2 separate regions of the Mus musculus genome follow, and region 1 is linked to region 2. The links are chromatin contacts, found by Hi-C or POLR2A ChIA-PET in ENCODE. All regions are on one chromosome and are shown on one strand. Each heading gives the region's core, a stretch centred on a gene start or an enhancer-like site at or near the end of the contact. The rest is flanking DNA. Distances are from core to core; before and after follow the strand shown. Region 1 holds the start of Clpp (caseinolytic mitochondrial matrix peptidase proteolytic subunit). Region 2 holds the start of Ranbp3 (RAN binding protein 3).

Region 1 (5,098 bases), core at 2,255-4,754, 320 kb after region 2:
TTAAGAGTACTGATTGCGGGCTGGTGAGATGGCTCAGTGGGTAAGAGCACCCGACTGCTCTTCTGAAGGTCAGGAGTTCAAATCCCAGCAACCACATGGTGGCTCACAACCATCCATAACGAGATCTGACTCCCTCTTCTGGAGTGTCTGAGGACAGCTACAGTGTACTCACATATAATAAATAAATAAATATTTAAAAAAAAAAAAAGAGTACTGATTGCTCTTCCAGAGGTCCTGAGTTCAATTCCCAGCAACCACATGGTGGCTCACAACCATCTGTAATGGGATAATGAGATCTGATGCCCTCTTCTGGTGTGTCTGAAGACAGCTATCGTGTACTCACATATATAAAATAAATAATTCTTTAAAGGAGGAGGAGGAGGAGGAGGAGGAGAGGATTTCAAGGAAAAGATAGTTACTGCATTCTAGAAAGATCCAATTGCCGGACAGACAAAGGCACTTATGTGAAAAAGGAATAGACCTATTAGCAGTGAGCCTAGCTTGGTGCTGCAGCCTCAGTAGTCCTGAGGCTGAGGCAGGAAGATCGCCATGAATTCCAGGCTAACCTGAGCATAGAGTGAGAGGCACAACAGCTTAGAGCGCTTGCTATTCTTGTTTGGACCTGGGTTTTTGACTCCCAGAACCCACATAAGGCAGCTCACAACCTTTTGTACCTTCTGCTCCAGGAGATCTGACATCTCCTTCCGGCCCCTTGCAGCACCTTTACATTCACACTTCCACAATTAAAAATAACAACAAACCTTCAAAATCAACAAAATACTTGTCATTGGGGGGGGGGTTGTTTGCTTGCTTGATTTTTTTGGTACATGTTCTCTCTATGTAGCCTTGGCTGCTCTGGGACTCCCAATATAGATCAGGCTGGCATCAAACAGAGACAAGATCCTCCTGTCTCTGCTTCCTGAGTGCTGGGATTAAAGAGGTACACTGCAGAGTGGGGCGTGGTGGTGCATACCTTTTAATCCTAGTATTTGGGAGGCAGAGGCAGGCAGATCTCTGAGTTTGAGGCCAGCCTAGTCTTCTATAGAGCAAATTCTAGAACAGCCAGGGCTACACACACACACACACACACACACACACACACACAATCTAGAAAAAAAAATGGTATGTACCACTATGCCCTGGCTTGTTTTTCTTTTAACGGCTTATTTATTTATTCCTTGGTTTTTCAAGGCAGGGTTTCCCTGAGTGCTGGGATTAAAGGTGTACACTACCACATCTGGACTATTTCTTTATTTTTTTGGGGGGGGGTGAGACAGGGTTTCTCTGTATAGTCCTGGCTGTCCTGGAACTCACTTTGTAGACCAGGCTGGCCTTGAACTCAGAAATCCGCCTGCCTCTGCCTCTCAAGTGCTGGGATTAAAGGCATGCGCCACCACGCCCGGCTATTTTTATCTTTTATTCTTTAACAATTTCACACATTTATACCAAGTGTTTACTCAGAATTATTGCTCTTCCTCCCAACACTCCTGGCACAGCCTCCTCCCACCTTCATGTCCCTTTTCTGTAACACATGGAGTCCAGGAACTGCTGCCTGCTGGGACACTGGCTGATCTAGCTGGGTTGATCTTGTCCAGCTGCTGTGAGGTCACAAGGATGATGGCCACCAGACATCCATTAGACAACCTTTCACAGCTCTTGCCCCTCTTAGAGCAAGCACTCGTAGCCAGTTCTTCCTCTGCATTCGGACTTGAGAGCCTCTGAATTTCCCGCTTCCTGCTGCAAAGTGAAGCATCTCTGACGAGGGCCCAGAGCGGCAATCTATGGGGACAAATATTCAGAAGGCAGTTTCACAGCACAACCATTTGGCAGAGCAACGGAAGGCAAGTTTCTCTCCTTGTTGTGTAACCTTGGAGTGTGGGCTCTAGTCAGGTTATAGCACTGAGCGTGGTCCCCTCCTGCAGAGCAGCCTTGAGTTCACCATAGCTCTCATGCCACCAGTGCACCAGCAGCCACATCTTGCCACCAGATGGAGTTGCAGCACTCGAGGTCCACCCCTGGATAAGACCACTTATGACTTTTGTCATAAGTGGTCTTATCCAGACCAAATGTTACCTTCTGGTACTATGAAATTGAATCAGCTGGGAGGAAATCTCCAGGTCAATTCCAGTTTGGTTTCTGCATGACCCATGAAGACACCAAAGTGACTGGTGTCTTCAGCAACTGAGTCTTGTCATCTAATTATGGTGAGCAACCCAGAGTAATGACAAGAGCCTGTGTCGTTTGGAGAGCTCTAGGGAAAAACATCTCTGGCTTTTGATGGTCATGTCTGGCTTTTATGCAATTTAAAGGTACAAGTCTCCAGTTACGCAAGTGTATCTTCCTCAGGGAACATGGCAACCGCTTTAAGTAATGCTTACATCAGGCGACAATTAAGAAAGTTCCAGAATGTGCCTGAGGTGGTAGCAGAGCATGATGTCTCAGCCCGATACAGATGTATTGTAAAGGAGCCTAGCACAGGGCAGAGGGGAGTGACACGTGGGAAAAAGTGTGGCTGCTAAAAAGAGTTGCACTGACTGCTCTTCCCAAGGTCCTAAGTTCAAATCCCAGCAACCACATGGTGGCTTACAACCACCCTTAATGAGATCTGACGCCCTCTTCTGGTGCATCTGAAGACAGCTACAGTGTACTTATGAATAATAATAAATAAATCTATATCTAAATATCTATATCTATATTATTTTTTTAAAAGAGTTGCAGGGAAGACAAAGAAGATGAATGCAGAGGTGATTGCCTGACTGTCGCAGGTTCAATGGCTCAGTTTCACCTCTTCCAAGAGCCTCCAGCTGCAACGTAGGCACAGACGAGGCAGGTATGGCGGTGGGGGGAGCTCCCAGAATCTTGGTCTTACGGCGACAGATCGAGATGGCGGGCACAGTATTTCTCAAGGTATAGGACCATGCACATGGACAGTAGGCACTGTCTACCTACCCTCCAGTTTTACTTGGACAAAAAAGGAACGCTTCTAGAAAGCTGGACGCCCTCTGAAAACGAATACAGGTGTAGCGAACGTCCAGAACTTGTGGCAAGATCCAGGCCTCCTCTCCTATCTCAGTGTTCACAATGCCCTAAACTACATTGTTCAATAAATCCCCTGGCGATTCCTGGTCTAAGTCCTGTCCCAGAGACACTCTCCTCCTTTCTCTAGCGAGCCTATACGGGAGTCAGGGGTCGCAAAGCAGCTGGGAATTGTAGTTCTGGAAGATCAATTGGTTACAGGCCAGCACGTGGACCTGATTGCTGCGGGACGATGGTGGTGGGCTGGTGCGTCCCCTAAGCCTCTTCTCACCCTTTGGTGAGCACCTCCGTGAGCTTCTTCCCGCGTGGGCACCGGGAACAGCGCAACCTCGTCCGAGAACTTCCATGGGACTAATACGCGGGTTTTTCTTATTTATTCGAACGCCTACCTCTAACGAGGACCCCACCCACAGACTTATCCCCGCCTTCTTCAGTTCCGCTTATTCTGTTCTCGGAAGTGGATGAGCCAGTGACTCCCGCAAAGCACGCCGGGTGTTGTAGTTCCGGAAGCCAAGCCGGAGTGCGCGTCGTCATGTGGCCCAGAGTGCTGCTGGGGGAGGCCCGGGTGGCTGTGGACGGATGTCGCGCTCTGTTGTCTCGCCTTGCCGTGCATTTCTCCCCGCCATGGACTGCTGTGAGCTGCTCACCCCTGCGGAGGAGCCTGCATGGAACTGCGACGCGAGCTTTCCCGCTCATCCCCATAGTGGTGGAGCAGACGGTACGGTGACCTGATGGGGACATGGCGCGGAGGCTTGTAGTCGGTCGGCGTGCAAGGGAGGATGACCTTTCACATCTTCTTTTCCCACGAAGGGTCGAGGCGAGCGCGCTTATGACATATACTCGAGGCTGTTGCGGGAACGCATCGTGTGCGTCATGGGCCCGGTGAGCGACCCCGGTCCTTCCCGGGCACACCTTGTTGTCTCACCAACATTTATCCTTTGTCAAGCTCTGTGTCATATAACCCCCTCTTCCCCCTCATCCTTGGTGACCTCCTAGACCCTAGGCCCTAGACCCTGACCTTAAACATTCTTTAAAAAAAAAAAAAAAAAACTTGAGCAAAATTTTTGCTTTGTAGTACAGGCTAGCCCCTACCTTTCCATCGTCCTGCCATAGCTTCCCAAACGTTGGAATGTAAAATGTGCATTCTTACCATAGTCTGCTGTTGTCAGCCATTCTTTGTTTCAGTTTATCCTTTGGTCTTCTGAGTCAGGGTCCCAGGCTGGCCTTGAACTCCCCATGTAGCTGACAGGACATTTGAGGGAGGGATGAGGTTCCTAAACCAGACCAGGTGTAGGCAGTGCTTAAACCCAGGGCCTTTTGCCTGCTAGGAGAGCACTCCGTCCCAGTCTTGTCCCCAGCTTAGGGTCTTCCACTATCTGGGGCTTCCCCAGCCATCTCTTCCTGTGCTGGAAATTCCTGGTTCCCAGGGCCTCAACTCCTTAAGCCTCTATCCATCCCACCTTCAACCTGAGGATACCTCTGCTCTCCCCACCTGCAGATTGACGACAGTGTGGCCAGTCTGGTCATTGCCCAGCTGTTGTTCTTACAGTCTGAAAGCAACAAGAAGCCCATTCATATGTATATCAACAGCCCAGGTAAGCCAGGACAGCCTGGTTGTGGGGTCAGAGATAGCCCCTTTGGGGAAGACATGCAGCCTTGTGCCTCCTACAGAATCTAAAATTTAAAATCGCTCAAAGCAGGGTATGGTAGTGCACACATTTAATTCCTGCACTTGGGAGGCAGAGGCAGGCTGATTTCTGAATTCGAGACCAGCCTGGTCTACAGAGTGAGTTCCAGGATAGCCAGAGCTACACAGAGAAGAACTCTTATCTCGAAAAACAAACAAACAAAAAAAAGTAAGAAAGAAAGAAAGAAACCCTTTCTCGAAAAAAAACAAAAAAAAACAAAAAGAGAGAGAGAGAAAAAAATCACTCTAAGACGGTCTCTCACTGGCCTGGAACTTTCCAAATATGCTAGTATACCGGGTCAATGAGCCTGAGGGTCCTTCTGCCTCCACCTCCCTAGTGCTAGAATTACAAGTGTGTGCTGCCATGCCTACTTT
Region 2 (4,820 bases), core at 1,943-4,442:
ATTATTTCCTGGAATTCTGGCTGAGTGGAACTGAAGGCTGAGGGATAGAAGGCCACCAGCCCCCCACAGCAGAATCAACTCATAGTGTAAACCTAGCCTTCTGGGTCCAGAGCTCCTGAGTCTCCGGATGTCCCTCAAAAAGCCACTGCTGGATTCTATGCAGTTGGTCACAAGGCGTCGCAGAACATGACGTGTGACATAGCTTCAGACTGTACAGAGATTTACTGACACAGAGCCACAGGGATGGCAGCACCGTTGTTAATTTTCAATTCTAATTTACTCCTGGGTACTGTATGGCTGGGGATCTCCCTGGAGGGAGAAGGTACCACGCCTGACCACTTGTACCCCAGTGACCAGAGTAGGAAGCTAGTAGTATTTAAAGTACATTCTTTTTTCTTTTAATTTTTAAAATTTAAATTTTAGAAAATAATTTTTTTTAAAGATTTATTTTATTGATTATATGTAAGTACACTGTAGCTGTCTTCAGACACTCCAGAAGAGGGAGTCAGATCTCGTTAGGGATGGTTATGAGCCACCATGTGGTTGCTGGGATTTGAACTCTGGACCTTCGGAAGAGTAGTCGGGTGCTCTTACCCACTGAGCCATCTCACCAGCCCAGAAAATAATTTTAAAATAAAAATTTTATTATTTTATTCCATGTGGATGTCTGTGTGTCTGTACGCGGGTTTGTGCATGTAAACACAGTTCTTAGGGAGGCCACGAGAGGCCATCACAACCCTGGGAGCTGGGCTTACAGGATCTTGTGCATTGCCTGATGTGGGTGCTGGGGAGAGAACTCGGGATCTCTGCAAGAGCAACCAGTGTGCAGAACCCTTGAGCTGTATAATAACCTGTTTCCTTGTTCAGTTTACAAAGATCTTTCTGTTATGGCTTGGGGCAGTGGTTCTCACATGGTTCCCCCATTTGAGGGTCACACATCAACTATTTACCTTATGATTCAGAATCGTGGAAAACTTACAGTTATGAGGTAGCAAGGAAATGCTTTTATGGCTGGGGATCACCACACCATGAGGAGCTGTACTAAAAGGTTGCACTATTACGAAGTTTGAGGTCCACTAGTTTAACAAGTTTAGGAGTTTATTGGTTTCTTTTGTTTGTTTGAAATAGGGTCTTACTCTGTAGATCAGGTTGGACTCCATCTCACAGAGATGCACCTGCCCCTCCCTCCTGGGTGCTGGTATTAAGTTCTGTGATAACATAGAGACACTGAGTCACTGTGCAAGGCTCATACAGCACTCAGGAAAACATCATAGTGATGGAAGGTCACAGGGTCAGACAGGGAGGTCCACAGGGGAAAAGGGGACTGAGAAGACCTGGAGCAATGGCTTGACTGGTAAAGCATTTGGACAGGAGTTCAAATCCCAGCACCCACGTGAGAAGCCAGGATGGCTAGGAGGGCCTGTGACCCTAGCCCAGTGTAGCTCCAGGTTGAGTGAGGGAGGCTGTCTGAAGTGAATAAAGCAGACACATAGAGCAGGATCCCCAACCCCCCTACTTCTTCATGTACACTTGCTGTGCACATACATCCACACTCACCACATACACCAGGGAGACAGAAGGTTGCGTTGTATGCACACATTCATGTTCCCAGGAGTTGGAAGCTGAGGCAGGGGGATTACTGAAAACTCCAGACCAGCCTGAGCTATGTAATGACACTCTCTTTCAAAACTAAAAACCAAAAACCAAAACCAAAACCATTGAACCTGGGTATGATGGTGACATATGTTAGCCTAACTTTCTGGCTGTGCCGGCAGGAGGATCAGAAGTACATGGGCACCCTCATCTACAAAGCCATTTCGAGGGCAGTCTGGGCTACATAAAATACTCAAAACTGGGGGTGGGGGGGGAGAAAGAAAGTGTGAGTGAGCTCTTTTTTTTTTTTTTTTTTTTTCGAGACAGGGTTTCTCTGTGTAGCCCTGGCTGTCCTGGAACTCACTCTGTAGACCAGGCTGGCCTCGAACTCAGAGATCTGCCTGCCTCTGCCTCCCAAGTGCTGGGATTAAAGGCATGTGCCACCACGCCCGGCAAGAGTGAGTTCTATATCTGTGGCCCCAGCACTTGGGAAGATGAGGCAGGAGAATTTTGAGTTCAAGACCAGACTGGACTACACTGTGACAGTGTCTCCCTATCTCACAGATCTATAGGAGTATACCCAGATTTAAAATACGTAGTAGCTGCTTTCAGGTGTCTTGTCAGTATGCAAAGGTGAATATAGGTTTGGTTTTCCATTCTCCCTTCCTTTCTTTCTTCCTTACTTCTTCTTCTTCTTCTTCTTCTCTCTCTCTCTCTCTCTCTCTCTCTCTCTCTCTCTCTCTCTCTCTCTCTCTCTTTCTTTCTTTTTTCCAGACAGGGTTTCTCTGTATAGCCCTGGCTGTCCTGGAACTCACTCTGTAGACCAGACTGCCCTCGAACTCAGAAATCCGCCTGCCTCTGCCTCCCGAGTGCTGGGATTAAAGGCGTACGCCACCACGCCTGGCCTGAGTTCTTAGCACCCACATAGTTGGCTTAGACCGGTCACCCACAGTCCAGTTCCAGGATAGCCTTTCCTTTTTTAGCCTTTTGTAGGCACTGCACACACATAGCACTCATACACAAATACATCTTTTCTTATTACTTATTGTTTGTTTGTTTTCAAGACATAGTCTGTGTAGCCCTGGACCAGGCTGCTCTCAAACGGAGATCCTCTTGCGTCTGCCTGAGTGCTGGGATTAAAGGCGTGCGCACCAATGCCAAGTCTAATGCCCAGAGAGGTTAAGAGTCTAGTTTTATTAGGACATCCTGTGTTTGAAATCTAGGGTGACCTCTGACTTTGCCTCTTCCTCAACCACCCCAAATAGCCATAGGAAAGCTGTGTGAAAGGGCCTGGCTTCTGATTCAGGGACATGGGCCACTCCTTCCTGTACGCGGAATCGCTAAAAAGCCTACCTAGGCTCACGCCAGAGAAACAAACAGAGAAAGTGGCGGGATGGCAGTCAGGACAGCAAGCAGCGGCACGTCTCTCCTGCGCATGCGTGGGGCTCGGCCATCCTCCTCCCCCCCCCCCACCTCCTTAACATGCTGCCAATGCTAGGAGCTCAGGACCAATAGCAAACTGGCGCTGCCTGTGCGCATGCGTGCCACGCTAGCCACACCCTCTTCCCTTTGCGGGCGGGAAGAGGCGGGCGGAGAGCCGTTACTGCGCAGGCGCGCGGCCGGAGCTCTAGCGGGTGCGAGCTTCCCTCCTCCTCACACCGGCGCTGGCTTATGGGATGCGCAGGCGCAGAACTCTCCCAGCAGAAAGCCCTCGGAGCCCGGGGGCCGGGCGCGGGGCCTTGTGGGAGGGCTTAAGGAAGTAAAATGGCGGACCTGGCGAACGAAGGTAGGGGAGGCGCCGCCGGGGGCCAGCTGGCGGCAGGCGGGCGCGGGGCGGGAAGTCAAGGGAGCCCCAGAGTCGAAGGGCGAGCGCTTCAGGTTGTGGGAGTTCGGCCTCACCCGGTCTGGGCACCCAGCGGGCCCCCCTACCGTGGAGTCTGGTCCCCGGCCGGGTTCCTCGCGGCAGCCCCGGCTTCTGCCTCCTCCCGACCTCGAGGCTCCTCGGCCGCGCCGCGACCGCCTCCCACCCCCCACCCCCACCCCACGCCTTCCGGCCTCGCAGGCCGCCCGGGGAGCCCAACGGGCCTTGAGACGCGGCTCCGCGGCCTCGAACGAGGCGGGCGAGACCTCCGAGCCTGCTCGCGGGCCCAGCCCGCCACGCTCCCTTCCCCGCTTCCCTCGCCTGGGGCCTGGGCCTCCTTCCCCGGCATAGCCTCAGGCTCAGGTCCGGCTCTCCTTCATCCCGCGAAGGTGCTCGGCCACCCCGACCTGTAGCTTACACCCCGAGGTCTGCTTAAACCCGGACCGGGCGCCCCTATTCCCGCCACAGGGCTCCAGGTCCTTTGAGGTGCACTTGATGCCCCCCATTTAGGCCTGGCCATCTGATCTTGAAACTCCTAACTGCTTCTTCACATCCCGTTTTTATTTTTGACACCGTGAAACCTCCCCTCTGGAGTCGACATCCCATTTAAGGGGTTTGAATATGGTAGGACTACCCAGTTGTTGCAGAACCTGCACGTCTCTTCCTACCAGTCTTCAGAGTCCTTTGGAGTGCAGCTTACATCCCCTGATTTAGGCTTGGCCACCTGATCTGTATTTCCTAATTCAGTGGTTCTCAATCTTCTTAATGCCGTGACCCTTAAATATAGTTCCTCATTGTGGTGACCCCAACCATAAAATTATTTTTGTTACTTCTTCATAACTAGCTTTGCTACTGTTATGAATGGTAATGTAAATGTTTCTGGATTTCCTATTTAGACATTTGCCAAAGGGGTGGCAACCCACAGGTTGAGCACTGATATACTAATTGCTTCCACACCCCCTTTTGCCCCGTGGCCCTGACTCCCTGAGCACTCTGGGATGTAACACTTTCTCAGTCAGCCTGATGCTTGACACCCAGTGGTGGCCCCTTCGGGGCTCCTCCAGGGTTCAGTTTGGGGACTTCAGGGTCTGTTTTTTTTGTTTTTTGTTTTTTAGATTTATTTATTTTTATTTATCTAAGTACACTGGAGCTGTCTTCAGACACATACCAGAAGAGTACATAGGATCCCATTACAGTAGTTGTGAGCCACCATGTGGTTGCTAGGAATTGAACTCAGGACCCCTGAAAGAGCAGTCAGTACTCTTAACTGCTTAGCCATCTCTCTAGCCCCCAGAGGTCTATTTTCAGCCCTGTCCTTTTTCCTTAACAACTACAGTCAGGCTGTTAGCAGGGACGTGGTACTTCA

What was found. Hi-C counts contacts between places; a loop is a spot of excess contacts on that map. ChIA-PET counts read pairs that join two places held with the same protein, here RNA polymerase II (POLR2A).
Region 1: a loop to region 2 is called in a map of heart, with 27 times the contacts of the local background. The contact joins the promoter of Clpp here to the promoter of Ranbp3 in region 2. A Hi-C loop is called at or near these places in 1 of 37 maps with a recorded cell type or tissue (heart). POLR2A ChIA-PET finds 5 or more read pairs at or near these places in 1 of 5 experiments (embryonic stem cell).

The regions. Positions count from the first base shown.
Region 1 is chr17:56,986,760-56,991,857 of GRCm38, forward strand. It overlaps Clpp (caseinolytic mitochondrial matrix peptidase proteolytic subunit), which reads left to right and starts at 3,505. Exons shown (of 6, transcript NM_017393.2): 1 at 3,505-3,754; 2 at 3,847-3,918; 3 at 4,535-4,631. The coding sequence starts at 3,569. Gm33509 (a long non-coding RNA gene) reads right to left here and starts at 3,164. Exons shown (of 2, transcript XR_385672.4): 1 at 2,950-3,164; 2 at 1,403-1,779.
Region 2 is chr17:56,670,033-56,674,852 of GRCm38, forward strand. It overlaps Ranbp3 (RAN binding protein 3), which reads left to right and starts at 3,193. Exons shown (of 17, transcript NM_001252466.1): 1 at 3,193-3,379. The coding sequence starts at 3,358.